Regions from separate parts of the Homo sapiens genome. Here region 2 is linked to region 1. A link is a loop called in an ENCODE intact Hi-C map of the cell type or tissue named here. Cell type or tissue: left ventricle myocardium inferior. All regions are shown on one strand. Links, peaks and the distances in the headings refer to the core of each region. The heading gives the core; the rest is flanking DNA. Region 1 overlaps MAP1LC3B2 (microtubule associated protein 1 light chain 3 beta 2). Region 2 holds the start of LINC02457 (long intergenic non-protein coding RNA 2457).

Evidence for each region. Peaks named below come from ENCODE experiments on the same cell type or tissue, not always from the same donor. Only the 100,000 strongest peaks of a DNase experiment are listed, where the experiment ranks them.
Region 2: a loop joins it to region 1, with 2.0 times the contacts of the local background. A loop is called at or near these places in 13 of 110 quality-filtered maps.

Annotation. Positions count from the first base shown.
Region 1 is chr12:116,574,561-116,590,539 of GRCh38, forward strand. It overlaps MAP1LC3B2 (microtubule associated protein 1 light chain 3 beta 2), which reads left to right. Exons shown (of 2, transcript NM_001085481.3): 2 at 1,282-2,046. The coding sequence starts at 1,383. The coding sequence ends at 1,760. Among named protein-coding and RNA genes, the nearest start is that of MAP1LC3B2, 23 kb to the left of the region's middle. RefSeq lists a silencer at 2,524-2,818. In left ventricle myocardium inferior, for the core only: no CTCF peak of the experiment used is centred there; a DNase peak (open chromatin) is centred at 8,381; H3K27me3 peaks cover 1,984 bases.
Region 2 is chr12:116,508,043-116,524,021 of GRCh38, forward strand. LINC02457 (long intergenic non-protein coding RNA 2457) reads left to right here and starts at 7,787. Exons shown (of 3, transcript XR_001749339.3): 1 at 7,787-8,207; 2 at 8,776-9,848; 3 at 10,216-13,872. It overlaps LOC105370008 (a long non-coding RNA gene), which reads right to left and starts at 374. Exons shown (of 3, transcript XR_945395.3): 1 at 1-374. RefSeq lists a silencer at 399-528 and enhancers at 10,327-10,827, 10,828-11,328. In left ventricle myocardium inferior, for the core only: no CTCF peak of the experiment used is centred there; a DNase peak (open chromatin) is centred at 8,134; H3K27me3 peaks cover 2,679 bases.

The sequences.
Region 1 (15,979 bases), core at 4,804-12,803:
GCTTGAGTCCAGGAGGTCAAGGTTGCAGTGAGCTATGATCGTGCCACTGTGCTCCAGCCTGGGGGACAGAGCGAGACCCTGTCTCAAAAAGAAAGAAAAAAAAAAAGCATACAAACACACATACACATTTTTGTATTTTTTTAATTTTGGTAATTTTTAGTATTTTTGTGTTTTTAGTAGAGACAGGGTTTTGCTATGTTGGCCAGGCTGGTCTTGAACTCCTGACCTCAAGTGATCCACCAGCCTCAGCCTCCCAAAGTGTTGGGATTACAGGCCTATATATTTAAATATAATACATCTGAACATAGTGGCTGGGAGATAGCCCTGCAACACCTTGTTAAATATTAAAAAAGCAAATGTCAGCGGGTGCAGTGGCTCACGTCTGTGATCCCAACACTTTGGGAGGCCCAGGAGTTCAAGACCAGCCTGACCAACGTGGAGAAACCCCGTCTCTACTAAAAATACAAAAATTATCCGGGCTTGGTGGTGCATGCCTGTAATCCTAGCCACTCAGGAGACTGAGGCAGGAGAATCACTCCAACCCAGAAGGCGGAGGTTGCGGTGAGCCAAGATGGTGCCATTGCACTCCAGCCTGGGCAACAACAGCGAAACTCAGTCTCAAAAAAAAAAAAAAAAGCAAGCAAATATTATTCAATTTTTATTAAAAAAATAAAGAAGAAAAAAAGTCAAACTCTGAAAGGGAGTTTCTATATGTTTTTGTAAATGAAGAAAACAGGAAGGAAACATTTATATCAAATTCTTAGCAGTGAATGAATCAGGGAGTTGCATTGGAGAGCAGTGGAGCGGCTATTAACTTTATTTTAGATAATTCTTTATTGTTTGAATTGCTACAAAAGATATACATGACTTTCATAATTCAAATGATCAGTATCTTTAAAAACAGAATTAGGGGTAAAAATTCAAAGCAAATCATATTACTTTGACAATCACTCAAAGGCAGGGTGGGCCTGCCTTCCTGGAACTGAGTCTTAGAGACCCAGCTGAGGTTTGTGTCTTAATAGAAGGCACCCCAGTTAGGCATAGAGTTAAGTTGAAGGAGTGCTTTTCAATAAAGCCAAGATTTCCCTTGAAAAACAGTCTTGACTCTTCTCTAATACATGCCAAAGGCTTGAATAAGACCCCAAAATAATGTACTATAGAACAGGTGTCAGCAGATGTTTTCTGTAAAAGAACAGATAGTAAATATATGATGGTGTGTGGCTGTAACATATACAGTTTCTGCCACAACTACTCAGCTCTGTTGTTATTGTGCAAAAATAGCCTTACACGGCCACAGTCGGATTCGCTGCCGCAGCAGCCGCCACCCCCAGGAGCCGCCGGGACCCTCGCGTCGTCGCCGCCGCGGCCCAGATCCCCACACCATGCCGTCGGAGAAGACCTTCAAGCAGCGGCGCACCTTCGAACAAAGAGTAGAAGATGTCCGACTTATTCGAGAGCAGCATCCAACCAAAATCCCGGTGATAATAGAACGATACAAGGGTGAGAAGCAGCTTCCTGTTCTGGATAAAACAAAGTTCCTTGTACCTGACCATGTCAACATGAGTGAGCTCATCAAGATAATTAGAAGGCGCTTACAGCTCAATGCTAATCAGGCCTTCTTCCTGTTGGTGAACGGACACAGCATGGTCAGCGTCTCCACACCAATCTCAGAGGTGTATGAGAGTGAGAAAGATGAAGATGGATTCCTGTACATGGTCTGTGCCTCCCAGGAGACGTTCGGGATGAAATTGTCAGTGTAAAACCAGAAAAAATGCATCTCTTCTAGAATTTTTTAAACCCTTACCAAGGAAAAAAAAAGGGATGTTACCAACTGAGATCGATCAGTTCATCTAATCACAGATCATCAAACAGTAGTGTTCCCACCTAGGAGTGTTAGGAAGTTGTGTTTGTGTTTCAAGCAGAAAAACTGAGCTCCAAGTGAGCACATTCAGCTTTGGAAACTATATTATTTAATGTAGGCTAGCTTGTTTTCAAATTTTAAAAGTTTAAAAATAAAATACTTTGCATTCTAAAAAAAAAAAAAAATTGCCTTACACAATGTGTAAGTGAATGAGGATGGCTGTGTTCCAATACAATTTTATTTATAAGAGAAGTAGCTGGCCAGATTTGACCTGGGGCTATAGTCTGCCGACCACTGGTATAGAACATGGGCATAACGATCTTTTAGAAGCAAACTTCTAAGGCCGATTGAGGTGGCTCATGCCTGTAATCCCAGCACTTTGGGAGGCCGAGGTGGGTGGATCACCTGAGGTCAGGAGTTCGAGACCAGACTTACCAACATGGTGAAACCCCATCTCTACTAAAAATACAAAAATTAGCTGGGCATGGTGGCGAGTGCCTGTAGTCCCAGCTGCTCGGGAGGCTGAAGCAGGAAAATCGTTTGAACCTGGGAAGTGGAGGTTGCAGTGAGCCAAGATCCTGGCATAGCAGTCCAGCCTGGTCGGCAAGAATAAAACTCTGTCTCAAACAACAACAACAACAACAAAAAGAAACAAATGGAAGTATATGTGATTTTAAATAGAAGTATATGTAATGTGCATACAATAAAAGTATACAAATAATTTTTAAGAAGGGAACACCTCTTTGTAAGTGCCACCCAGATGAAGATATACAATGTTACCCAATCCCAAAAGTGTTCCTCCTGCGCCTCCGAGTCATCCCTATCACCACTGCCAAAGCTAACCGCAGATTAGACTTAGAGCCTCCACATTTGTTTTCATTAGTTTTTAACCTTATGTAAATGAAATCATATAGCTCGTTCTTTCACTCAGTGGCATGTTAGTGAGTGTATGTGTGATTGTATGGGTTTGTCCAACTTCAGGCTATATTGCATAATGCCACATGCAGTGTTGCATTTATAGCATTGAACAAATATGCCACACTTTACTTATCTTTTCCACTATGATAATATTTGGGTGGTTTCTAGTTTGAGGCTATTATCAATAATGCCACTATGAACATTCTTGAACATATCTTTGGATCCATATTTACACATCACTACTAGGCATATTCTTGGAGTGTGTATGCTTATGTTCAGCTTTAGGAAATGCTACTAAACAATTTTCTGAAGTGGTTGTACTAATTTGGACTCCCACCATCTGTATACAAGGGTCTCAGCTTCTCTAAGCATTAACAACACTTGGTATTAACAGGTTTTCTTTTCTTTTTTTTTCCTGTAAACTTAGCCATTTTTACATGTGTAAGTGTAAAATTTATATATAGTAAGGTGCAAAAATCTTAGCTTAGTTTTATTTACATATGTAAAAATCTCACTGTGGTTTTAATTGCATTTAATTGACTAATGATATTGACTCCTTTTTGACAGGTTTATTGGCCATTTGGATTTCTCTTTTGTAAAAAGCTTGTGTGTTTTGCCAATTATTTTTTAATTGCATTTTTTTCTTATTAATTTGCAGGCATCCTTTTTAAATATTCTGAATATGAATCCTCTGCTTGATATCTTTAGTTCAACTATCTTCTCCCATTCTGTGGTTTGCATTTTTGTTCTCTAATGGGATATTTTGATGAACAGAAGATCTTAATTTTAATGAAGTCCAATTGATCAACTGTTTGCCCTTCCTTCCTTTCTTCCTTCCTTCCCTCCCTCCCTCCTTTCTTTCTTTCTTTGTTTCTTTCTTTCTTCTTTCTTTCTTCTCTTTCTCTCTTTCTTTCTTTTTCTTTCTTTCTTCTTGCCTCTTTCTCTCTTTCTTTCTCTCTCCTCTCTTCCCTTCCTCCCTCTCTCCCTCCCTCCCTACCTTCCTTCCTTCCTTCCTTCAACAGGCTCCTGCTCCATTGTCCAGGCTGGAGTGCAGTGGCGTGATCTCAGCTCACTGCAACCTCTGCCTCCTGGACTCAAGCCATCCTCCCATCTCAGCCTCCCAAGTAGCTGGGGCCACAGGCAGGTGCACTGCCACCACACTCCGCTAATTTTTGTATTTTTTTCTGTAGAGATGGGGTTTCTTCATGTTGCCCAGACTGGTCTCAAACTCCTCGCCTCAAGCAATCCGCCTACCTCAGCCTCCCAAATTGCTGGGATTACAGGCATGAGCCACTGCACCCAGCCAGCTGTTTTCTTTATGGTTAGTATTTTTTTCTTTTTCTTTCCTTTTTTTTTTTTTTTTTGATAGAGTCTGTCTTAGTCACCCAGGTTGAAGTGCAGTGGCATAATCTTGGCTCACTGCAACCTCCGCTTCCTGGGTTCAAGCGATTCTCATGCCTCAGGCTCCTGAGTAGCTGGGACTACAGGAGTGTACCATCATGCCTGGCTAATTTTTGTGTTGTTAGTAGAGATGGGGTTTCACCATGTTGGCCAGGCTGGCCTCAAACTCCTGACCTCAGGTGATCTGCCTGCCTCGGCCTCCCAAAGTGCTAGAATTACAGGCGTGAGCCACTGCGCCCAGCCTATGGTTAGTATTTTCATGTCCTGTCTTAGAAATGTTTCCCCATCCTGAGGACATAAGGATATCCTCCCATGTCATATCCTAGATTTATTGTTTTAGTTTACACATTTCAGTCTACAACCATCATAGTAATCATAACCAGAAATATATAATGGGTAGATATGACCCATTGCAATATTTTCAGTCCCTCATGGTCTTCCAGAACTTTCTGTTGCCCATGAGAGGTGGAGTCTATTTCCCCTTCCCTTCAACCTGGGTTGGCCTCTATGACTGTTTCAACCAATAGAATAAAGCGGAAGAGGCACACGTATCCTTCCAAAGATAGCTCAGAGAAGGTAATATGGCTTCCACCTGGCCCTCTCTCATTCTCTCAGGACACATGCTTTGGGTGCTGTGATCACCACATAAGAAGTATGATTCTAGGCCAGGCATGGTAGCTCATGCCTGTAATCCCAGCACTGTGGGAGGCTGAGCGGATGGATCACCTGAGCTTAGGAATTCGAGACCAGCCTGGCCAACATGGCGAAACCCTGTCTTTACTAAAATTAGCCAGGCATGGTGGAGCATGCCTGTGATCCCAGCTACTTGGGAGGCTGAGGCACAGAATCGCTTGAACCCAGGAGGCGGAGGTTGCAGTGAGCTGAGATTGTGCCACTGCACTCCAGCCTGGGCAATAGAGTGAGACTCAGTCTCAAAAAGCACAAAAAAACAAAGAAACAAATCTGGTTCCCTGAAGCCACCACAACGGAGAGATCACATGGAGAAACCACATCAAGATAGAGAGAGAGACGCCCAAGGAACCAGCTCTTCTGGCCACCAGCTCCACAGGTCTTCCTGATCCATACACCAGACTTGAGTGTGAAGAAGCCTTCTAGGTGACCCCAACGGTAGCCACATGTGATATCCTGAGCTAGAATTGTCCAGTCAAGCTGCTTATGAATCTTTATTCTACAGAAACCATGAAGGATAACAAATGAATCCAGCCCAGCATGGTGGCTCGTACCTGTAATTCCAGCACTTTGAGAGGCTGGGGAGGGAGGATCACCTGAGGTCAGGAGTTCAAGACCAGCCTGGCCAATATGGTGAAACCCCGTTTCTGTAAAAATACGAAAGTCAGCCGGGCATGGTGGCAGGCACCTGTAATCCCAGCTACTCAGGAGGCTGAAGCAGGAGAATCACTTGAACCTGGGAGGTGGAGGTGGCAGTGAGCCCAGATCGCACCACTGCACTCCAGCTTGAGCAACACAGCAAGACTCCATCTCAAACAAACAAACAAACAAACAAATGAACATTGTTTTAAGCCACTATGGTTTGGGCTTATTCGTTACCCGGCAATAGATGATTGCAACAGAAGGCAAGAAGACCAGCCATCTCTCCACACTCTAACCTGGCACTAATTTGGAGGGGGATAAGCTTGGTCTCCACGCCTGCTCCTTATTTCAAGGGTGTGTTCTCAACCCCCAAAGGCAAAGAAGGCCTTGACTTTCCCTTAGAGAGCCTCATTTCCATCTTAGTGCCTATGCAAGTAGCAGAGCACATTCATGAAAAGAGAAAGTCCTGGAGATTTAAGAGATGGGAAAGATGAGATAAGAAAGATAAGAAATCCCCCTTGGCAACCCCTGAAGAGTAGTGAGGTTTTGGTGCTCATCCAGAGAGATTAGCAAGGAACACTTGAGGAGTATCAGTCAGAAAGATCCATGAGGGGCTTGGGGGACACTTTATTCCTCGAAAAGAGGAAATAAGGCAGATTTCACGGAGATCTCCTGGCTCTGGAGCGCCTGCCTCTCAGCTTTGGCTCCAAGGAGATTCAGCAGCTCAGGGTGGAGAAAGCTCATTCCAAGTGGGCCCAGGACCTACAGGAAGCCTCTCTGAAACAGCCCAAGGGAAATGCTGATTCTACTTACTGGTGGCTGAGGGAAATCAAGGTGGTTGCTTCATTTATAGGACTATACTTCTCCCTTTTTAAATACATGCTGATATAATTTGGATATTTATCCCCACCCAAACTCATGTTGAATTGTAATCCCCAATGCTGGAGGTAGGGCCTGGTGGGAGGTATTGGGATCATGGGGACAGATCCCTCATGAATGGCTTGGGCCATCCGTTTGGTGAGAAGTGAGAGATCTGATGGTTTAAAAGGGTGTGGCCCCTTCCCCTCACTCTCTCTCTTGCTCCTGCTTTTGCTGTTGACATGCCTGCTCCCCCTTTGCCTTCTGCCATGATTGGAAGCTTCCTGAGATCTCCCCAGAAGCAAATGCTGCTACGCTTCCTATATAGCCTGCAGAACGGTAAGCCAATAAAACCTCCTTTCAGGATGCAGCGAGCTGAGATCACGCCACTGCACTCCAGCCTGGGCGACAGAGTGAGACTCCATCTCAAAAAACAAAATGAAACAAAACAAACAAACAAGCAAACAAAAATTACCCAGTCTCAGGTATTTCTTTTGTTGTTGTTTTTGGTTGGTTGGTTTTGGAGCATGGTCTGACACCTGGGCTGGAGTGCAGTGGTGCAATCATGGTTCACTGCAATCTCGACTTCCAGTTTCAGGTGATCCTCCTGCCTCAGCCTCTTAAGTAGCTGAGACTACAGGTGCGCACCACCATGCCCAGCTAATTTTTGTTTTTCTTGTAGAGACGGGGTTTTGCCATGTTGCCCAGGCTGGTCTTGAGAACTCCTGGGCTCAAGTGGTCCACCTGCCTTGGCTTCCCAAAGTGCTGGGGTTACAGTCATGAGCCATCGTGTCTGGCCCAATCTCTGTGTCATCATTGTCATATGGTGTTCTTTCTGTGTGTCTCTGTCTAGACGTGGCCATCTTCTTACAAGGACACTAGTCTTATTGGATTAGGAGCCTACTCTGCGTCAGTAGAACGGCCTAACACACATGCTTAACCTGCTAATAATGACAAGAACACCTACCTCTATCTACAGTAATGTGATTTACTTGTTTGCCTGTTTATTCCCTGCCCCCACCCCCACCCTCACCCTGCCAGAGCAGCTGTAGGAGATGGAAGACTTTATTCCTGTGGCTCTTGCCACCTCCTCTGCACCTAACCCAGTGGCAGGCACAGAGAGGGGCTCTGAAATTATTTCCTGAATGAATGGGTAAATGAATGAATGACGAAGTCAATACATGATAATAGCAATCCTTGATGAGTGCCTGCCTGATGCAAGCACTGTACATAATTTTCTTTCTTTTTTTTTTTGAGACAAAGTCTCACTCTGTCACCCAGGCTGGGGTGCAATGGCGCAATCTCGGCTCACTGCAACCTCCACCTCCCAGGTTCAAGCAATTCTGGTGCCTCAGCCTCCCGAGTAGCTGGAATTACAGGCATGCACCACCACACCCACTAAATTTTGTAGCTTTTGTAGAGACGGGGTTTCGCCATGTTGGTCAGGCTGGTCTCAAACTCCTGACCTCAAGTGATCCAGCCACCTCGGCCTCCCAAAGTGCTGGGATGACAGGCGTGAGCGACCACGTCCAGCCTGTACATGATTTCCTGTCCTCCTTCAGCCTTGCCTCCAGGGAGGGATAGTTTCCTGGTTTTCCAGAGGTTAGAAAACTTGCTTGAAGTTCCAGAATCACTAAGGGCAGAATCCCATTTCAAACTCAGCCCTTCTGAACTCCTGGGCTCAAGCCATCCTCCCACCATGCCTGGCTTATTCTAAAATGTTTTGTAGAGACTGGGTCTTGCTGCATTGCCCGGGCTAGTCTCGAACTCCTGACCTGAAGCGATCCTCCCACCTAAGCCTTCTAAAGCTCTGGGATGACAGGCGTGAGCCACAGCACACGACCTTTTTATTTTTTTTATTTTTGTATCAAGCTCTTTACTCCCGAGCGCACTCTTAGCCACTCTTAGTCTGCAGGGAATCCACCCACGCTTTTTCCTTTCTTGAGATAAGACAAGAGTGTTTTCCCAAAGGGCCTTGAGCACCAGAGAGCAGAACTCCAAGCTGCTGTGCTGGGCGTGGACCAGGCCCGGCATGGAGCCCACACAGAGCCTCTGACTTAGGCCGGGGGTTCTCATCCCATTTCCGTGGCCTGGGAACTCAGGGGGAAAGAGCAATTAAATTAGAGGGGTCAAAGAAGGAGGAGGAGGGTGGGGAGCTGGTGGCCAGACCCAGAAAGGCCAGATTTCAATTTGCATAATAATTTTGTTAGCAACAATGGTCATCCAGGACATCTCTTTAAAGGCTGTAATGTTAATTTAATGGGAAAAAAGCTAATACAATTCCCCCAGAATTTTTCAATTAAATTAATGTGATGGGCTTTAATGGATAGCTTAAGTAGAGAGCGTGAATAGGAGAAATATTGCATAAATTATCCATACATTTATATATGTGCTGCCCGTATATGTAATCTCTCCGCTCTAAGGTTTTGACATATGAGAGGTCTTATGCTTAAATCTGGCAACAAGTTATGACTCTATTTCAATTAAAGTGACCCTTTTATCATTCAAAGAAGGGGGGGATGCTCCTTCCCATGTAGCTTCCACACAGCCCTTCCTTTCAACAACACACCAGAAGATTCCAGTCTTAAAGAAACAGAAGGCTCGTGTAACAATAACCCATGAGAACACACATGTGCACAGAAAGTCGATGATATGAGAAATCTGTAGATGCAGAATCTCGTTCCCTGCTCTCTGCTCCCCAAAGACACTTGATGGAGCAGAAAATAAAATGGATTAAATTTCAAGGACCCCTTTATCTTCTTGAGCCTATATTTATTTGTTCATATGTTCCATTTAGCAGATGTTTACTGGACACCCACTAAATGCTGGATGCTGTTCAAGGTGCTTCAGGGAATCGTGCAGTGAGCAATCAGATGTGATCACTGTCCACAGTATACTGTCCCTCTTGGTCAAATCTCATAACCATATACGAAATGGTGCTGATTTATTTCTGTAAAAAATGCAAGATAATATAAATTCAGGTAGCCTTTTCGTGCCTCCATTTGATTCTATTTTAACTCCCTTCATTTAATTTAATTATTTTAATTTTTCTTTTTTTGAGACAAGGTCTTGCTCCATGGCCCAGGCTAGAGTGGAGTGGTGTAATCACAGTTTACTGCAACCTTGACCTCCCAGGCTTAAGCGATTCTCCCACCTCAGCCCCCTGAGTAGCTGAGACTACAGGCATGTGCCACCGCATCAGTGAGCGCTTTAAAATTTTTTAAAATTTAAAAATTTTTTTGTAGAGTCAAGCTTCTGCTGCGCTACCCGGGTTGATCTTGAACTGCCAGGCTCAAGCAATACACCTGCCCTGGCCTCCCAAGATATTGGGATTACAGGCATGAGCCACTGCATCTGGTCAAATGGAAGCATTGATTTTAAATTTTTTAAGTTTTTAACTATTATGGATACATAACAGTTGTCTGTGTGATATGGCTTGAACATATGTCCTTGCCAAATCTCATGTTGAAATGTGATCCCCAGCGTTAGAGGTGAACCTGGTGTTTGGGTGGTGGGGGTGGATCTCTCATGGCTTGGTGCTGTCCTCACAATAGCAAGTGAGCTCTCACGAGATCTGGTTAAGTGTGCGGCATCTCATCCCCCACTCTCTCCCTTCTTGCTCCTGCTTCCCCCTTATGACTTGCCAGCTCCTGCTTCACCTTCCACCATGAGTAAAAGCTCCCTGAGGCCTCCCCAGAAGCCAAGCAGATGCCAACACCATGCTTCCTGCAGCCTGCAGAACTGTGAACCAATTAAACCTCTTTTCTTTATAAATTACCCTATCTCATGTATTCCTTTATAGCAATGCAAGAACGGCCTAACACACCATGCCTTTATTTATCACTTGTAAAATAAAGATAATAATTGTGTTAGCCTTAAATCAGTGTCCAAGATGGCCCCAACCATCTCACTGCCTCCTATGGGCCTTATTCACATCTTTGCATAGGACCCTCCCACACTGAGTAGTGTACCGGGTAGCATGTTGTAGAAATGGGAGGCTGTGACTTCTAAGGCAAGGCTATGGAAGACATTGCAGCCTCTTCTTTGCTCTCTCTTTTGGCTCATTTGCCGAAAGAGAGGGAGGCCAGCCACCATGTTGTGAGGACATTCCAGTAGCCCTGCAGGGAGGTCTGTGTGATGAGGAACTGAGGTCTCCTGCCAATGGTCAGATCACCTTGCCAACAGCCACATAAGCGAGTCACCATGGAGCAGATCCTCCAGCCCCCAATGAGCCTTCAGATGAGACTGCAGCCCCAGCCAACATCTCAACTGCACCTTCATGAGAGAATAGCCAGCTAAGCCACTTCCAGATTCCTGACCCACAGAGACCTCATAAAGTAGTGTTGATTGTTGCCTTAAGCCACTAAGTGTCAAGAATAATTTGTGATGCATCAATAAATAAATGAGATGGTTTTCTCCCTTTCCTGCTGGCCGTAGGTGAAATTACGGTGGAGGCAAAGTAGGTTTTCTCATTAAGGTCCCCATACCTGCTTTCTGCTTACCTTTCCTAAAGCAGCACCCCTGTTCCCTTGCTTAAGCTTGTAGCTGATGCAAGTTTAATATGACCACTGTCAGAGGTATTGTCATTTTAATTACAGTCTCTTGAAAATCAAAAAAGGATTTCAAGCCTAAAGAAATGAAGGTCTCCAGGTAAAATCTCTGTAAACTGGGAAGCTGTTAGGTGATGGGAGCTTCCAGGGATCCTCAAATCACCTCTCTAGGGATCCATGCTTTTTTACTCAACTCCTAGCATGTCAGCAGCCGAGACAAAAAGGGCACACAAGTGCTGGCACTGACTTATTTCCAGTTTTGTTTTTTTTTTTTGCATCAATCTTTGTTTCCAGAGGCTATTTTCCCCCATCTTAGGCTATGATGGTTCATGATCTGCTGATAGGAAAAATAAAAAGCTAAGTGAGGTTTTCACTGATTGAACTCCAAAACTGGGCTGGATGTGGTGGCTCATGCCTGTAATCCCAGCACTTTGGGAGGCTGAGATGGGCAGATCACGAGGTCAAGAGTTCAAGACCAGCCTGGCCAACATGGTGAAACCATGTCTCTACTAAAAAAAAAAAAAAAAAAAAAAAAAATTAGCCGGGCGTGGTGGCAGGTGCCTGCAATCCCAGCTACTTGGGAGGTCGAGGCAGGAGAATTGCTTGAACCCAGGAGGCAGAGGTTGCAGTGAGCCGAGATAGTGCCACTGGACTCCAGCCTGGGCAACAGAGCAAGTCTCCATCTGAAAAAAAAAAAAAGAAAAAGAAAAAAGAAAAAAAACCTCCAAAACTGACCAACAGTGAGCATTCAGGAAGGCTTGGCCACACCAGCCCACGGAGGTAGCTGCAGACTTGCATGGAGCCCCATGTTGGAATCTTGGCTCTGCCACTTACTGGCTGCAGAAGAATGAGCAAGCCTGTTGACCTCTCTGAGCTTTGTTTTCTCTCCCGTAAAGTGGGGATATTAATAGTTGTCTCATAGCCTGGCACGTAGGAGGAGCTGAATGCACGCTGCTGCTGCTCTTATATGGCACCCTATGGAGAGTGTGTCAAAGGCAGCAGGAAATAGCATTTCTGCTCAGCATCTCTCAAACTATTTAATTTAAGCTTTCAAGGACTGATACCTAAGGGAGATGATGAACCTACAGCACTAGGTGGTGAGCGCTTTCTGTCCAGTGAGCCCACCTACCAAGAACTCCACTGCCTGCCAGGGTAGGTGGCTCGCTCTGTGCTGATTTCTCAAGAGAGTGTCCCTCTGAAACTGACTACTGTGTTGGCCCCTTTCCCGGGAGGCATAAGGGTGACAGCAAGGGGCAGGGGAGCCAGAGCTCCTTAGGGGAGCAGAGGAATTCTCTCCTTGGTGGGATCAACTCTGATTTGAAGTGGAGACAGGCTGAGAGCTTGAGTCTTCAAGGGCAACACATTTAGGGGAGTCATGGTGTGTCTGCCTCTGGAGCAGCAGAGCAGAGAATGCGGGACTCTTGGTTTCTTCACTTGGTTTGTACAAGGATGTGACTCAAGGGTTAGCCCAGCCATCTTCATCACCATGTGGACAAAGTCAGTCTGCAGGAAGAGAGAGGGACACACAGCTTCTACTTCTTAACCATTTCCTTCTGTTTCTGAGCAGACACCTGGATCCTTGTGCTTGACAACATGGTTTTAGACTACCCTTGATGATATACAGCAGAAACAGAATGGGAATTAACCAGGCAGATGAGCATTAACTCCTCTGTATTGTAAAAGAAAGTGAGCAGGCAGTGTCACAGAAATCATGTAGCCAGATAAGAGCTATCAATGACCCATGTTTGCCCTTGATAAGAGCTGCTCTTTGCACCTATAAAGGAGAAAAGAGGTGGTGACTGAGCAATGATCAAGAGAGCGTCCATTAATTAGTCCCTCCATCCATGCGTCCATATATCAACTCAACCACTCATTCATCCATCCACCCATCCATCAATCCATCAGTCTGTTGATCCAGTCAGCCAGCCAACCATTCATCCATCCACCCACCCATCCATCCTTCCATCCATTCATCCATCCATCATCAACTCATCATCCCTTCATCCATCTAGCTACCCATCCATACATTGTATCCATTCATCCATCCATCCACCCATCCAACCATTCACCCATTCACTCAGCAAACTGTCATGGAGCACCTTTCATATCCTTGACCCTATGAGAGATTTCCAATTCAATGAACATTTATTAAAACAGTATCCATCAACTTATCCACCCCATCCATCCATCCAGTCACCCATCCAACCATCCACCGACCACTCCACTACCATATCTTCCAACGTGCAAGAAATGTTATCTGGCAAAGCAGTAACAGCTCTGCGCCTGCTCTGCTAGATGCTGAGGATGCAAAGAAAAATAAGCCAGGGTCCCTCAAGGAGTTTACAGTTTGGTTGTAGGTGGGGGATAGAAATGTAAACATCCAGTAGAGTAAGGAAAGTACTGAAGGAACACAGAGGAGGCCAAACCGTCCATAGTTTACATTGGCCCACCACAGTGGGATTGGGGTTGCCCAGAGCTGAGCAGTGTCCTCACTCAATCACCACCATATATAACTGCATATTTTGTGGGGAGTCAGTGAGGTGGGAGAAGAGCTAACTCATCACAGTGGACAAGTTTTATTTGACTAACACCTTTTGAGAGAACCACTGCTCTCCACTTCTCAGTCATTGTAGTTCAGAGACAGCTGAACCCACCCATCTGCTCCAGGCCTGGCTAAGGAGAAAACCAAATACGCCTGGCCACTGGAACAGGCTCTGAGAGGTAGCCATTGAAGCCATCCTGGGGACCTTGGCTGTCCTGGGGAAAAGGGCAGAGTCTCCTTCTAAAGCTGATGAGCCTGGAGCTGCTGGGACCCATGCTTCCCACCATGAAGAAGGAGGGTGTCTGAGAATGATGCCCAAAGGGAAGCATTGCTGAGAGGAGAGAGAGCAGGGGATGAAGGCATTGGTTGAGCTTCTGGATCCAGCTGCGCTGAAAGCCACAATAGAGACCTCGCCTGACACATTAACAGAAAAATCCCTCATTTGGTCTCAGTTAGTCTATGGTGGCTTCCTCCACAAACCTGGGGACATTTGGAAAGGAGCAGGAACTGCTTTGCCAGGTAATGATGCTTGCATGTTGGGAGATACAGTGGATGGATGAATGGATGGATGGATGGATGGATGGATGGATGGATGGATGGATGGATGGATAGATGGATTGATGGGGTGGATATATTGATGGATACTATCTTAATCACCAGTCACTCACAGCTTCAAGTACAAAAAGCGACTCCTATCAAGGGCAGATAGTGTTCACTGATTCTCTCATTCAGTCAATAATTGGCCTGAATTTTAGTTTCAGCCCTGCCTCTAACCAGCTGTGTGACCTTGGGTTAGATGCTCTCCCTCTCTGGGCTTCAGACACATCAACTGTAAAGTGAATGAATTATATTACATCACATTTCTTGAAGCATAATCAGAACAGTAGTCCTTTGGGATACACTGGAAAATAAACTATATTTATGGGTTGAATTCTGTCTTGCAAAAGAGATATGTTGAGGTACTGCCGGTACCTCAGAATGAGACGTTATGTGGAAATAAGATCATTGTAGTTAGTTCAGATGAGATCATACTGAAGTAGAGTGGGCCCCTAATCTAACAGGATTGGTGTCCTTGTAAGAAGACGGCCACATGTAGACAGAGAGACCCAGAGAAAGAACAGCATGTGACAATGATGAAACAGTTTGGGCCAGGCACGGTGGCTCACACCTGTAATCCCAGCACTTTGGGAGGCTGAGGAGAAAGGATCGCTTGAGCCCAGTAGTTTGAGACCAGCCTGAGCAACACAGGGAGACCCCATATCTACAAAAAATAAAAATAATGAGCCAGGCATGGTGGCGGGTGCCTGCAGTTCCAGCTACTCGGGAGGCTGAAGCAGGGGAACTGCCTGAGCCTGGGAGGTCGAGGCTGCAATGAGCCATCTTCTTGCCACTGCACTCCAGCCTGGGTGACAGAGCAAGACCCTGTCAAAAAAAAAAAAAAAAAAAAAGACAAAGGAAAAGAAAAAGGAACAGAGATTGGAGCAATACAGCTACAATCCAAGGAACACCAAAGATTGCTGGCCACCACCAGAAGCCAGGAACAGACAAGGAAGGATTCTCTACAGATTTCAGAGGGAGCACAGTCCCATCAACACCTTGATTTCTGACTTCCAGCCTCCAGAACTGTGAGACAATAAATTTCTGTTGTTTAGAGCTCGCGCACCTCCAATGTGTGGCATTTGGTTAGAGCAGCCCTAGGAGACTAATCCAGGAGTCAAGGACGCTTGCTAATTCTGCATACTGTACTCCTCTGAGATCCATCATGCACACTATCGTATTAAAGGCTCTAAGAAGTCCTCCCGTAAAGACCCATTTAAATGCGTCTAATCCAGCACTTCCACAACTTCTTTGATGACTCCTAAGATTAGAAGATCTCTAAGATCTTTTGCGACTGCAACTGCGTGGGGTGTTAGGAAGCGGACAAGCAATGAATGTGGGTGAATCTGGCTGAATGTCTATACTTTTTATATTTCAACTTTTTATTTATTTATTTTTTATTTATTTTTTATTTTTTCTGAGACGGGGTCTCACTATGTCACCCAGGCTGGAGTGCAGTGGTGCAATCTCGGCTCACTGCAATCTCCACCTCCCAGGTTCAAGCAATTCTCCTGCCTCAGCCTCCCAAGTAGATGGAATTACAGGCATGTGCCCCCACGCCCAGCTAATTTTTTTGTATTTTTAGTAGAGATGGGGTTTCACCATGTTGGCCAGGCTGGTCTCGAACTCCTGACCTCAGGTGATCCACCCACCTTGGCCTCTCAAAGTGCTGGGATTACAGGCGTGAGCCACCGCGCCCCCTCTGTTTTAACTTTTTAAAGAATACACGTAAAGTATGTGGTTTAAAAATATCCAAACAGTACAAAAAGCTGTATAGGAAAAATACATTCCTGTCCCATACCTCTCCCCCAGGCCCTTCAGAAGACACAGCTCCCCATGTTCTTATTTATTCTTCCAGAGTGTTCTACACATATATACACCCATATAGAGATACGATTCTTGTTTTGCACAAATGGTCAT
Region 2 (15,979 bases), core at 4,466-12,465, 67 kb before region 1:
GTAAATCCCTGCAACCTGCCAGCTCAGGACCTGGCCCAGGGTCGGCACCCAACATTGCTGTTATCGCTCTCATTATTACGCACTGGGTGTTCGGTTCCTTTTCCTTTTGCCAATACTCTTTCTCCTCTTCTGTCCCACTTTATTTCCCTGTGCCACCTCCCCTACATTCTTTTTTTTTTTTTTTTCCTTTGCCATCAATAGGGAAAATCAAAATAAATCAAACCAAGCCAACGCCAAGCTCTGCAAGCTCTCAGCGGCTCCAGCGTTTTCAAGGAGCGGGGTCAAGGTCAAAGGGCCCCTCCCAGGCTGCCCGGGCGGGGCTGTAGTGGGATGCTGGTCCCCAGGCTGCGCCTCGGTTCTCCAGGGCGAAACGCAGGGGCGGGGCCGTGCAGGGGCTGGGCGTCGCCGCCGGAGAGGGTCCCAGCGCGCCCAGGCCTCCCGCAGGCGGGACGCGGCGTCGGGGGGCTGCTGCGCTGCTCGGCCCCAGCGGGCCCGCCGCGCCGCCGCGGCTCTGGCTGCCTCCTGCATGCCAATTAGGCCCTAATTTGATTTCTGTTCTATCTGTGCGAACCCCATTAAAACCCAATTCCGCTTATTACCAACAGCTTTCTTGCAACGCGACGCCTCTCCCTCCCAGGGCCGCTGCTCAGGCGCGCCGAGGAGCCAGGCTCCGCGCACCAGGCTGGCGGGGACACCTTCCCCGTTCCCCCTGCCCTGGGACGTGCAGGGTCCCCGCTGATTCCCGCCCCGGGGCTCCCCGGGTCCAGGCTGGGGCCCAGGGACTGGGGCAGGCTCCAAGTCACCAGCTTCATAAGAAGCAATGGAATCGTAGAAAACTGGAATCGAGGGTTGTTGGGAACTCAGAGGTCACCAGGTCCCCCCTCCCCACCCCCTGCAGGAATTCTGGAGACGCCTGGGCGATCATCAGTCCCCCACCCACGCTTGGGCTGTTCCCAGCGCGGGGAAGTTCCCTCCCTCCTTCCAGGAAGCCTGGCTGGGTTCAACTGTCCTCCCCTCTGCTGTATGATTTTAAGTAAAGCTCTCCACCACTCTGAGCCGCTGTCTCGTGTCCTCCTCTATAAAACAGGACCTTTAGGGAAGATAACCTTGCCTCCTAGGGCTGTTGGGAGGATAAGACACAACGAAGACCTGAAAGAGTGGTACAGGGTGAACACCCGACAGCTATGGGGCCTGACTCCTGGCTCACCCCTGTAGTCCCAACACTTTGGGAGGCTGAGGTGGGAGGATTGCTTGAGACCAGGAGTTCAAGACCATCCTGGACAATATAGTGAGACTCTCTCTCTCTACAAAAAAAATTAATAATAATAAAATAAAATAAATAAAAACCGGATGGGGTGGTGCACACTTGTAGTCTTAGCTACTTGTGAGGCTGAGGCAGGAGGATCACTTGAGCCAAGGAGTTAGAGGCTGCCGTAAGCTATGATCGCAGCACTGCACTCCTGCCTGGGTGCCAGAGCCAAGACCCTGTCTCCAAAAAACACAATAGTAATAATAAATGAAATAGCTGTGAGAAGTTAATGCTGCAGAATCCATACTAGGATAAGATCAGTGAGGCACTTGCCAAGGTGCAAGATGTAACGGCAAACAAAAAATGTCCATAATCAAGATAAATAATGGCAGGAAGTGGCAGCTCACGCCTGTAATCCCAGCACTTTGGGAGGCCGAGGTAGGAGGATGGCTTGAGTCCAGGAGTTTGAGACAGCCTGGGAAACATAGTGAGACCTCATTTCTAAAAAATAAACAAATAAACAAATAAATAAATAAATAAATAAAATTTTAATACAATATTGTTAAAAACTGAAAATTACTGCCAACAAAATCAATGATGAACAAACTGAAAAAATTAAAGACAGGACTGGGGTTAGAGTGAGGCAAGTCAGGTGAAGACTTTCGTGTACAAGGTGGGATCCTGTCTTTCTTTAAAGTTTTCATGTCTTGTTCATTGTGGATATTTTGCATCAATTTGTGAGTTTTAAAATGTTGCATTAAATACTGTTTATCTTGATTACTGGGTTTTTGGTATCCCTTTAACTTTAGCAGCTGAGCCGAGGCTTCACTCTGGTCCCCGCCCTGGGTTGCCGTCACAAGAAAAACCTTCCAGAGCCTCAGTTTCTAATCTGCAAATTGGGGCTAAGCATGACTACTTATAGGGACGTTTTGAGAATTACTAAGCAGGCAGCATAATTAATAGTGTCTGCTCTAGAATCAGGGCAAGTTCAAGCCCCATCTCTGCCACTTACTAGTGGGAGGAGTCGCAACCTCTCTGTGCCTCGGTTTCCTCATCTGGACTATGTTTAGTTCCCAGAGGTTACTGGGAACTTAACTACAATAACACTCACAGTCAGTGCATGCATGACACTTAGCAAGACATCAGTTCATGTTGCCGCCATTATTATTTGCACGGATATCCTTAACCTTGACCATCCCTGGTATAGCACAGGCCCTCAATAACTAAAATTCATGGTGATATGGGGGTACTTGACATCATTTTTGCAAGGGGCCTGGCACATAGTAGGTGCTCAGTTGACTGTACGTGCTGCAAGAACAAAGACCACTTCTTTTCCTTTTCTTTTTATTTATTTATTATTTTTTTTTTTTTGAGACAGAGTCTTGCTCTGTCACTCAGGCTGGAATGCAGTGGCGTGATCCAGGCTCACTGCAACCTCTGCCTCCGGGTTCAAGTGATTCTCATGCCTCAGCCTCCCAAGGAGCTGGGATTACAGGTGCACACCACGACACCTGGCTAATTTTTGTATTTTTAGTAGAGACGGGGTTTCACCATGTTGGCCAGGCTGGGCAGAATCCACTTCTGATTTGTTCCCCATCATAGCCCCTTAATAACCTGCACATAATAGGTCTGCAGAAATATTCAGAATGAATCAATGCAATTGTTAAATAATGCAATACAGTGCACTCCATCTTTGGTTTCAGGAACGATTAGGAAAGTTTATTCTCTCAAGGACCCACCATCCTTCATCACCCTCTGTAATAATAACAATGCCAATGACCCGGGGGTGCCTCCTCTTACCCCCTGTGGAAAGGGCTTGCTCTCTGGACCTCGCTTAGGTAGCTTTGATTCTCAAAAAACCCTTCGGAATGACTCTGAAAGGTTTCATGTTTGGCCCCTTGACCTTGCAGAGAAAGGTAAAGAAGGATGATAGAAACACACTTCTACGGCACCTGCAGCCAATTCCCTGACACGCCCAAGGGCCTGAAGCCGCCCCTACAAAAATTGCCTTCATCCCATTGAAAATTACAGACATGGCTTTGGGAAGTGTGCTAAGGCTGTCCCAGTATCAGGCTTGGGCTAGCCACTTCATTAATGTACTTACCTGTCTGGCCCCTGCTGGCATTTGAGGGTTAACCTCTGGCTTATCTGGAACTGGCCTTATTTGGACCCCAGGATCTGGCCCTCCCTGCCTCCTTGCCTCCAGGCTTCAGACCCTTGACTTTCAGCAGGGCACGCATACTGTGGGGTTTTCAGACTAGTCTTGGCTTTTGGCCTTTCTTTGAGATTTGGCAGCTTGCAGAGGTGGTCCTGACCATTGTGTGTGCTGGTCTGGATCCCCCAGGTCTCTCCCTAGACCCTTTTGGGGCCGTTTGCAGGGACCAGTGATGTCTTTGAGGCTATGTTTAAGGCAGGGAGGAGTGATGTGGGTAGATGGGCCCACCCTCACTCATGTTTTTGTGCCTAAGGCTTGCAATTTCAGATGACTAGCTAGAGTTATATAGATGAAAGACACAGATTCAAAGCCAGCCCCTCAGCATTGAGGTCCAATCAGTGATGATCCTCAAAATATGTGTGTATTAGTATTAGTCAGTTCTCATGCTGCTGATAAAGACATACTTGAGACTGAGGAATTTACAAAAGAAAGAGGTTTTTTTTTTTTTTTTTTAGACAGAGTCTCGCTCTGTTGCCTAGGCTGGAGTGCAATAGTGCGATCTTGGCTCACTGCAACCTCTGCCTCCTGGGTCCAAGCAATTCCCCTGCCTTTCTCCTGCCTCAGCCTCCCGAGTAGCTGGGACTACAGGTGCATGCCACCACACCTGTCTAATATTTTGTATTTTTCAGTAGAGATGGGGTTTCACCATGTTAGCCAGGCTGGTCTCGATCTCATGACCTCGTGATCCACCTGCATCAGCCTCCTGAAGTGCTGGGATTACAGGCATGAGCCACCACACCTGGCCAAGAAAGAGGTTTAATGGACTCGCAATTCCGTATGGCTGGGGAGGCCTCATAATCACGGTGGAAGGTGAAAGGCATGTCTCACATGGTGGCAGACAAGAGAAGAGAACTTGTGCAGGGAAAATCCTCTTTATAAAACCATCAGATCTCATGAGGCTTATTCACTATCATGAGAACAGCATGGGAAAGATCCACTCCCATGATTCAATTAACTCCCACCGGGTCCCTTCCACAACACATGGGAATTGTGGGAGCTATAATTCAAGATGAGGTTTGGGTGGGGACACAGCCAAACTACATCAATGTGTCACTCAGTACAACAAGGGCATTTGATCAGTCAGAATGGATCTTGGCTACAGCACAGAAGCAGGATCCTGGAGGTCCCCTCCCTGCTGTACCAGGGCACCATTATCCTTTTAGTTGCTGAATGGTGCAGAGGTCCCTGGCGTCTTAGGAAGGGTGGTGGGGGCTGGCATAGCCAAGGTGGCAGGATGGCACTTAGGGGTTCAGGGAGGCAGCTATTTACCAAGTGCCACAGACAGAAGTATTCCACCATTGGAACTGTGTCGCTGTATCAGTGCATCCTGGTGAATGTCAGCACTACCTCTAACCACCAGGGCTGACATTACTCCTCCCCGACCAGATCCTGAGCCCCATAGGGTTGGGGCTGTGTCGTACCCCCTTCAGAGCCCAGCATAGGGCCCCCCAAAGAGCACACACACTGTACGTGTTTGTTGAAGACAGAGGGATCCAGGAGTTCTTGGACATTAATGAAAAAACCTGGGCTGATGACACTCCATGGTGATGACTGGAGCAAGTTAACGGTCTGCCTGTCTAATTATCCTGCTGACTTGCCGGCTGCCTGTTTTTTAAAACAGCTGGAAGTTTGGGGTTTTAGGATTCCACTGTATTTGTTTCAGTGTCTTCTGCAAGAAACTAGCCTGTATCATTCTGACAGCACAAGAGGGTCTGCTCCAGTGAATTTTCATATGCACTACCTGGGTCATCTTGCAACCAACGCTTTTCTTCATTCAAATAATGATCCCAGGCCAGGCGTGGTAGTGCATACCTGTAATCCCAGCACACTGGGAGGCCGAGACGGGTGGATCACTTGAGGTCAGGAGTTCTAGACCAGTCTGGCCAACATGGTGAAACCCTGTCTCTACTAAAAATACAAAAACTAGCCAGGTGTCATGGCACATGCCTGTAATCCCAGCTACGTGGGAGGCTGAGGCATGGGAATCACTTGAACCTGGGAGGCAGAGGTTACAGTGAGCCGAGATCGCACCACCACACTCCAGCCTGGGTGACAGAGTGAGACTCTGTCTCAAAAAAAGAAAAGAAAAATGATCCCTTTACAGGGTATATTCATTTCCTTAGGCTGCCATGACAAATGAACACAAACTAGGTGGCTTAAAAAAACAGACATTTATTTTGTCATAGTTCTGGGGGCCAGAAGTGCAAAGTCAAGGAGTTAGCTGGGTCATGCTCCCTGTGAAGGCTCTTGGTGAAGATCCTTCCTTGCCTCTTCCAGCCACTGGTGGCCCCAAGATGTTCCTTGGCTTGTGGCTCCTTCTCTCCAATCCCTGACTGCATCTTCACATGGGTGTGTCAAATCTCTCTCTATCTTTTTCTCATAAAAGGCACTTGTCATTGGATTTAGGGATCCAGGGTGATTGATATGGTTTGGCTCTGTGTCCCTGCAAAAATCTCATCTTAAACTATAATCCCCTTAATCCCCACGTGTTGAGGGAGGGACCTGGTGGCAGGTGATTGGGTCATAGGGGTGGTTTCCCTTATGCTGTTCTCGTGATAGTGAGTGAGTTCTGACAAGATCTGATGGTTATATAAGTGTTTGACAGTTCCTCCTTTATGTACTCTCTCTCACCTGCTGCCATGTAAGACGTGCCTGCTTCCCCTTCCACCACGATTGTAAGTTTCCCGAGGCCTCCGCAGCCACGCAGAACTGTGAGTCAATTAAACCTCTTTTCGTTATGAATTACCCAGTCTTGGGCAGTTCTTTATAGCAGTGTCACAACAGACAAATACAATGATCTCACCTCAGGATCCTTAATTATATTGCAAAGACCCTATTTCCAAAAGAGGTCACATTCACAGGTGCCAGGTGTTCAGATGTGTATGTAAGTTAGTGGCGGAGGGGGGCATTGGGTCACCATTCAACCCCATTGCACAGGGACAGAAATCTTGCATATCTTGTTGATCTCAATCCCATGCATAAGCACAGTGCTAGGCACATGAGAGGCACTCAATGAGTATATGTTGCATGGATGAAGAATCTAGACAGGGCTGTAATGGAGAGGAGATTGGTTATCATTAGCACCCTGGTCTACAACTGAGCTGCCCATTTTTCAGCCCTAGCACACTGTGTTTAAATCCCAGTGAGACTCAAGGATTAGGCACTAGAGGAGGCAGCGTGCTGACACAAGGAAGAGTTTCAGACTTGGGGTCAGAGGACTTGCATGCTAGGTTTGGTTCTTGGCTGAATTGCTGAAACTGTCCAAGCCTCAGTAGCAAAACATGGGTGTTAACTACTCCCCACAGGATTGCCATTCAAGTTAAATGATATAGCACCTAGACAGCCCCTGATCCACACTAGGTACTCAGCAAATGCTGATTATGTTGCAATTATGTCATGATTTCATTCGACTCACTTTATATTTGTTCTCAGTTTTATTTCCAGTACCTAGCTGAATCGTTGACTGGTGTGATTCCAAAAGCTTGTGTAGGCTTTCCTTTGTGTCACAAGGAAATGTACAGCACCCTATAAAAGTGGCTCATAGAACAGGTTAAATAAATCATGGTACGTCTATATGCTGGAATGCTATGCAGCCCAGATCAAACGAAAGCTCTCTCTGCACTCCTCTGAAATGGTCTCCAAAAGATATTAACAAACAGAAAGAACAAAGAGGCATAACAGCATGTAGAAGATGCTATCATTTGTTAAACAAAAGGGGATATGCACTTACATTACATGTTTTATAGCATCAAATTCTTCTGGAAGCTTATCCAAGAGGCAAGTGATGGTGGTTTCTTCTAGTGAAGGAACTCAGGGGGCCTAGAGTCAGACAGTGAAGGAGATGTATGCTCTTTTTTATCTTATTTATTTTCACTGTACACTTTCTTGCAATGCTTGAAATTTTTCCACATATACATATATTACCTATTCAAATAAAGACACGCTGAATATACATACACTAAATTTTTTTTTTGGCCAGGTGCGGTGGCTCACATCTGTAATCCCAGCACTTTGGGAGGCCAAGGCTGGTGGATCACTTGAGGCCAGGAGTTCGAGACCAGCCCACCCAATGTGGTGAAACCCTGTCTCTACTGAAAATACAAAAATTAGCCGGGCGAGGTGGTGAGCACCTGTAATCTCAGCTACTCTGGAGGCAGAAAGGCACGAGCGAGAATTGCTTGAGCCTGGGAGGCAGAGGTTGCAGTGAGCCGAGAACGTGCCACTGCACTCCAGCCTGGGTGACAGAGAGAGACCCTGTCTCAAAAAAAAAAAAAAAAAGAACAAAAAGAGAACTAGCTGTTTCTCTCTCTCTCTCTCTGTAGTGTGAGGATACAACTGGGAACTAAAGCTGGAAGATGCCAGACATTCAGCAGGGAGTTCCCTCATCAGCAGCTGGCTAACTGGGGAACTGAAAGTCACAAGGCGCTCGTTTCTGATAACTCCATGAAAATTCACTCTGGGTCAGAAATCAATCTTTGGAGTTCTGAACATGCAGCTTTTCTCATGGGCCTTTTGGAGAACAATCAGCTACTCAGCCATCAGAGCCTTTTTTGCTGGATGGCAGGCAGGAACTGACAGCAAACCATCGTCTCTACAACACGCAGAAGATCAGCACCAAGTCTCCATTCTCCGAAAACATGTGTCCATGCAGCTCTCCCAGGGGAGGTCTGCGCTGCAGTGGAAGGCCCCAGGAGCGTGGGAGCCAGCTCATCGCATGAAGGAAACACAGAGTTGTACCTCCAGGTATCTAATTTGGAGCTGAGACCTATTCCTCTTTTGGCAGAGGACACTATTTCTTTTTTTTTTTTTTTTTTTTTTTTGAGATGGAGTCTTGCTCTGTCGCCCAGGCTGGAGTGCAGTGGCGCGATCTCGGCCCACTGCAAGCTCCGCCTCCCAGGTTCACGCCATTCTCCTGCCTCAGCCTCCCAAGTAGCTGGGACTGCAGGCACCCGCCACCATGCCCGGCTAATTTTTTTGTATTTTTAGTAGAGACGGGGTTTCACCATGTTAGCCAGGATGGTTTCGATCTCCTGACCTCATGATCCGCCCACCTCAGCCTCCCAGAGTGCTGGGATTACAGGTGTGAGCCACGGCGCCCGGCCCAGGACACTAGATCTTTATCCCAGGCTTGTTCTGTGGGACAGTTTGTGAGTTCCAGCATCGGCTGGTTCGTGAGAGGCAGCACTTGATGTGCAATGTCCCCTTTTGCCTCTCCTCCCATGCTACCAAAAGCAGCTGGTTCAGTGGCCACTGCCATCTTCCCTTGTCCCTGAGCTTTGGAGATGACTGTGTTTCCTAACCTCTCCTGCAGATGCCAGGCGGAGCGGCGACGTGACGCACGGTGGACGAGGAGCCAGGATGCCCAGCTCTGCTACCAACACAGAGTGGGAATTTGCACACCTCACATGGTGTCAGTTTCCAAATGCTGCTGTAATCAATTTCCACAAAGTGGTGGCTTAGAAAAACAGACATGTATTCGCTGACAGTTCTGGAGCCCAGAAGCCTGAAACCAACGTGAGGGTTCTAGGGGAAGATCCTCATTTGCCCCCTCCCAATTTGGTAGTTCTGGGTGTTCCTTGGCTTGTGGACTCATCACTCCAATCTCTGCATCTGTCTTCACATTGCTTTCCCTGCTTCTCTGTGTGTCCATTCTCTGCATGTCTAATTTGTAAGGATATGAGTGATTGCATTTAGGGCCTACTTGGGTTATCCAGGGAGATCCCCTCATCTCAAGAAAATTGATCTAATCATGTCTGCAAAGACCCTTGATCCAGATAACATTCACAGGTTCTAGGGATTTGATTGGGATATCTTTGGGGTGAGGGGGGATATTTTTCAGCCTGCCACACCCACTTCCCTTCTTCTGGCCTCTTCCAGAAAATGATGGCCCCTCTGAGCCCCGAGTTCCCCTTCAGCTTTGAAGTTCTGCAGGTGATCCTCAGACAGCCTAGCCTGCATTGCCAAGTTCACGACAATGTTATCTCAATAGAGTACCTGATATTTTTTCAAAGCACTTTCCCATCTGTTATTTTGCTTCATGCTCCTGATCACCTCTCGGGGCACACAGGGCAATTAATATTAAACCCATTTAATTGATGAAACAACAGAGGCCCAAAAACTCCTAACTCACTTTCTCCTTGAGTTAGTCAGCTAATGGGAACCAGGAGCAGGCCAGGTGGTTTCCCAGGGCATGCTTTTTTTTTTTCTCTCTCTCTTTCATTGTATATAGCCTTTCACCACCACAGGCTTTGTTCTGGAAGCCCAGGAAGGTAGGCAAGTCAAAGCTTGTCATGTAGATCCAAGCCCACCCTGAATCCCTGATTCATATCCCCTGGAGAGTGTGGCAGGAACTTCATTTGCACTCCCTGTGGTCCCAGGTGGCAGGTAAGCTCTCAGTCTCTGGCTGTATACTGTTAGAGACCTCTTCTTCCCGTGGGTAGCTTCCCAAGCAAGGGGGTTTTCCCAAACCTCAAGAACTGCAGGACTATCAGACATTAGCAGAATTAGATCTGCCTGGCCTCCGGGCCAAAAAAAGATTTCAATTGTTTCAGGACAGATTAAATTCAGGACTGGGAATAGGGCAGGGGAGGTCTTTTTTCGCAGTCCCACCTGCCTGTGACTTGCAGATCTGGACGAAGAATTTCCTGTCCTAACTAGGCCTCAGTTTCCCTGAAATAACATCGATTAGGTGGGAGTGGGTGTGGGTCAGTAGGATTTCCTCTTACCCCCAGCCCTTTTCAATCTAATTCAGAAATGAGGATGAAGCCAAGTGTTTGGAGTTCTTGCGAAGAAAGATACAACAGCCACACAAGGTATTATTAACTTTATTACTTGTCAGGAAGAGGTGGGGGAAGCAGTTAAGATTCGGCTAGATGAGAGGTGAGTGTACTGCATTACAATCTCTGGAGGGTGTGGTGGGCATATGAGCTGGAAAGGACCATTATTTATTTACTACTTTTGTTAAGTGCCTGTAATGTGCTGGGTGCTATGCTGGATGTGTGTGTAACACAGACACATAAACCATTCAGGGTCAACCTTGCGTGGGTGGGAGGAGGTTAAAAGCACTTGCATCTTCTTCTCCCTGAAAACAGAAACATCTTCCTCCTTGGCCTACCATGGTGCCAGCAATCTCCAGCATTAGCGATGGCTCCTTGGGGGTAACCTGCAGAAGCTTCTTAACTGGGTTAAGGCATCTTATTACCTTGCAGGAGTAAGGCAATCGCCAGCTCACTGATAGTACACAATGATTTCGCTCATTCCATCCACTCTTGGCCATTGGTGCAGCAGGAAGGGCCTTGGGGTCCTCCAATTTGGACAGTGGGGAGGACTTGGCCCTGGGCTGACAGATTGCTGCTTGGCAGGTTTATGGGAGCCAGGCGTCAGCATGGTGTGACGTGGGGAGGCAAGAGTCAATGCCAATGCAGGCAGCCCCCTCCCACCAAGCAAAGCGGCTTACAGACTTCGGAGAGGAAACAAAACATCTACATGCAAATGTTGAACCAGATTTCAGAGCAAGAGAGCAACTTCAAGAGCCAAGGCAGTTCCAACTACCAGGTGTTTAATACCTTTTCAGCTTGGGTGGATCATGGATCTCTTTGAGAAACTGAGGAGACAGTCTTGGATTCTCTCTCTGTCTCTCTCTCTCTCCCCCACCTCCCCCTCTCTTGCACCTTCTTCTCCCTGCAAACAAAATCAGAGTCCTGCTCTGTCACCCAGGCTGGAGTGCAGTGGTGCCACCTTGGCTGACTGCTAGCCTTGAACTCCTAGGCTCAAGTGATCCTCCTGCCTCAGCCTCCCAAAGTGTTAGAATTACATGCGTGAGCCCCCACACCTGGCCTGGATCCTCTCTTTTGTAGAAAATGCACTTGCATAGCAAACACACACACACATACACACCTCTCACTTTTTTAATGAAATGTCAGGGTGTCTGCTGATGCCTGAAGCACATCCGAGGGCCGCAGTGAGATATTCTTCTTTGGAAGTGCTCAACAACCCTGGGAGGTAGGTGTGGCAGGGTCTCTTTTCATACACCATAAAACAGAGACCCAGAGGCAGCTCGCAACTTGCTCAGGTCATGTATTAGTGAGCATCAGAGGCAGGCCAGGACCCCCAATTGCACAGGTCTAGGAAGCACCATTTCATCCAAGTCTATGTTGCATGCCAAAGAGTGTCACTGACAGAGAACACAGTGAGACCACTGCTACCGCCCTGGAGTTAGGCAGTGCAGCAGCTCTAGAGGACCTCAGCCAGGGTCTTCTGATAACCATTTACAGGCATATATGCAAAAAGCCCCACGGGGTGACAGAGGTAAGGAGTCCTGGAGGGGGATCAGAGAGGGATGCAATTGCCGAAGACTTGGATGCCTAAGCTTGCAAATGGAAGACTATTTCTAAATCATTTATTCATTCCACAGCTTCATAGGTGGAGGTGATTCATAGGTGGTTCCTATGTGAATTTCAGTTCCCCTTCCCCCCGACCTAGAGTAAAATCCACACTCTTATTTATTTATTTATTTATTTTGAGATGGAGTTTCACTCTGTTGCCCAGGCTGGAGTACAGTGGCATCTCGGCTCCCTGCCACGTCTGCCTCCCAGGTTCAAGCAATTCTCCTGCCTCAGCCTCCCAAGTACCTGGGATTACAGGTCACCACCACCGCGCCAAGCTAATTTTTTGATTTATACTAGAGACGGGGTTTCACCAAGTTGGCCAGGATGGTCTCGAACTCCTGACCTCAAGTGATCTGTCCACCTCGGCCTCCCAAAGCGCTGGGATTACAGGCATGAGCCACCGCACCTGGCCAAAATCCACACTCTTCATAGCGATCTCTGTGGCTCAGCAGGGACCCCTCCATGCCTCTCTGTCTCTCCTCTCTCTTGCCACTGCCTTTCTTGTTCATTACACTCCAGCAACCCTGACCTTCTGTCAGTTCCTAGCGCTTGCCAAGCTTTCCCCTCCCCAGGGCCTTTGCACTTGCTGTTCCTCCTGCCTTGGAAGATTCTAGCCCTGGCTGTTCCCAGGGCTGGCTCCGTCTCATCCTTCAGCTCTCATCTTGAATGTCACTTTCTCAGAGAGATCTTCTTTGACTTTATCTAAGAATATCCCTCCACTATTCTCTAGCCATCTGTTTCTTTTTAGCACGTATAACAATCTGTAACTGTTTTATGTCTTAATTTGCTTATGTATTTATTATCTATCTCTCCCTTGATCATAGAAAACATGGTAAAGATTGTAGCTACGGTGTCCTGTTCACCATTCTATCCCTAGCCCCTAGCACGTATTAAGGGTTCAATAATTGCAGACTGAATGACTGAAAGGCATGTTTGGAAGCAGAAGTATTCCTCGGCCACCACTTTATCTTACTTAGTGCAGTAATGCAATCAACATTTGGCTCCTGCTGTGATGCTACCCTGATCTCGGGCTGGTGAAAGCGTGACTCTCCAAGATGAGCCATCCAAGAAACCACATAGAAAAGATCAAGGTCCCATAACTTCAGCTTGGGGAAGCAAGAACAAATGTGGCATTCCTCACTTAAGAAAGAAGAGGCTGTGATGCTTGCTAAAAAAAAAAAAAACTTGTCAACTGGATCCATCATCAAAGGAAACTGCCCCATGGACAGTTTTATGACGTAGTCTGAAGCACAGGAAATGGGCGGCACGGGAGCATCGGGGGACTTTTAGAAGTTGTATTGCTTTCTTAAGAAAATGCTGCTGGCTTCTGGAACTGCAGTTTAATTAAATTCAGTTGGCTGGATACCTTCAAAGGCTGTTCCAGGTCTTCACCAGCCCTCACAGACGCAGGCATCTTCCGAGCAAATGTGTGAGCGAGAGAGCGGTGAAGCAGTCTCTGGCAAGACAAGGCAGGCATTCTCCAATCCTGGATCATCACACCCTGGCATGCGGCAGGGCAGGTGGCCAAGGACCTGAGCGTCCAGATCTTCCTCCACCCACCCCGCCCGGTCTCCATGTGTGACAATGGAGGGGAGACAATGCTGTCTTCATAGAGGTAGTGCAGAGATCAGGGCTATCAGAGGGGCCTGCAAAGGTGCACACAGACCCACTTTGGTCAATTTGTCAGCGGTGAAATCCGATGCAGGTTCTCCCAGGGTGACTCGCTGCCACCCCAGGGATGGAGTCTGCAGGTTTCTAGGGGCTGGTCCCCCAGGGAAGGAAGGTCTGAGGGCCACAGGAGCATTTTGGGAACTTGAGCTCTTCCAAACCAGTCTGTAACACAGAAGACGCTAGAAAGAACACTAACTGGGTCAGAGATGCAGTCCAGACACCATGGGGCATTCTGATTATCTTGATAAGATGTGAGCTCAAACATAGACCCTGTCAGATGAAATGTCTCAGAAAAGGCAATTTTCTGTTCAATCTAACTTTTAATTTAAAAAATAATAATAACAGGCAGGGCATGGTGCTTCACACCTGTGATCCCAGCACTTTGGGAGGCTGAGGTGGGAGGATCACCTGAGGTCAGGAGTTTGAGACCAGCCTGGCCAACATGGTGAAACCTTACCTCTACTAAAAATACAAAAAAAATAGCCAGGTATGGTGGCGCATGCCTGTAATCCCAGCTACTCGAGAGGCTGAGGCAGGAGAATTGCCTGAACCCAGGAGGTGGAGGTTGCAGTGAGCCAACATTGCACCACTGCACTCCAGCCTGGGCAACGGAGTGAGACTCCATCTCAAAAATAAAAATAAAAATAAAAAATAATAATAACAAGCAAAAATCTCACCCCCATTTCCCCACTTCCCAAAGAACTGAGAAAATAGCCTCTGGTCTCCAGGAAGACAAAACCAAACGCAAGTCCACCATCAGACTGAGCTGACCTTGGCTGTGCACCCGTGCAGAGCCCAGGACTATGCTAGGCGAGTTCACACCCTTGATCTCATTTGATTGTGTCGACAATGTTGAGAAAGAGATTTTGTTAAGCCCATCTTCCAGATGAGGAAATCGAGGCATGCCAAGGTAATTGTCACTCTCTCAAGATCACTCAGCTTGTAAGTAGCCAGAAGTATAAATTGAGATGATTTGAGATGCATTTGGCATTACTTTTTGGCAACATACTGCTATTGATTGTTGGCAGTTTGGGGTACTATGGATACAAGAGTTTTTTTTAAAAAATGCAGTCCCTGTCTTGAAAGAGCTCACTCTTTCTTTGACTTTTTTTGTTTGTTTGTTTTGTTTTTGTTGAGACAGGGTTTTGCTCTGTCCCCCAGGCTGGAATGCAGTGGCATGATCTCAGCTCACTGCAGCCTCCACTTCCCGGGCTCAAGCGATCCTCCCACCTCAGCTTCCCGAGTACCTGGGACTACAGGCATGCACCACCATGTCCAGCTAATGTTTGTACTTTTTGTAGAGACGGGATCTTGTCACGTTGCCCAGGCTGGTTTCAAACTCCTGGGCTCAAGTAATCCACCTGCCTCAGCCTCCCAAAGTGCTGGGATTACAGGTGTGAGCCACCGCACATGGCCTGTTTGACATTTATGATTGCATTTTACATATTGATGAATACATTTGTCTTGTTCCCTAATTTTGCTGCAAACTTCCAGAGTAGAGGCCTAGCCGGGCGCGGTGGCTCACGCCTGTAATTCTAGCACTTTGGGAGGCCGAGGTGGGTGGATCACGAGGTCAGGGGTTCAAGACCAGCCTGGCCAACATAGTGAAATCCTGTCTCCACTAAAAACACAAAACATTAGCTGGGTGTGGCAGCAGGCGCCTGTAATCCCAGCTACTTGGGAGGCTGAGGCAGGAGAACTGCTTGAACCCAGGAGGCAGAGGTTGCAGTGAGCAGAGATTGCACCACTGCACTCCACCCTGGGCAACAGTGTGAGACTCCGTCTCAAAAACAAAACAAAACAAAAAACAGAGTAGAGGCCTCACCTCAAAGTTTCCCAGGTACAGACCATAAATCCCTTGGGCAATTTGATAGAACTTTTTAGAATCGTGCTTTTCTTTCTTCTTTTCTTTTCTCCTCTCCTTCCTTTTTTTTTTCTTTTTTTTTTTTTGACAAAGTCTTGCTCTGTCTCCCAGGCTGGAGCGCGATGGTGTGATTTTGGCTCACTGCAACCTCCGTCTCCCAGGTTCAAGTGATTCTCCTGCCTCAGCCTCCTGGGTAGCTGGGATTACAGGCATGTGCCACCATGCCCAGCTAATTTTTGTATTTTTAGTAGTGGCAGGGGTTTCACCATGTTGGCCAGGCTGGTGTCGAACTCCTGACCTGATTGCCAAGGAAATCACTTAGACGGTAATAACGATACTGAAATATTAAAAACCAACGTTGTAAAATAGTAACAGGTAAGCTTATTTATTATCCACTAAGTAGCAAGATCTAACCCTGGTCTATCTACTACTGTAACTTCCAAGGAGTAAGGAGCACAACAATATTTTGATATATCTGCAGCAATTGATGGTGATACACACACATCTGTGATTTGTATGGGTGCCAAAGTCACAGGTACTGCTGATACCACGGCAGTTTGTCACTTACATTCCTAATAGAAGACAATGTTGCC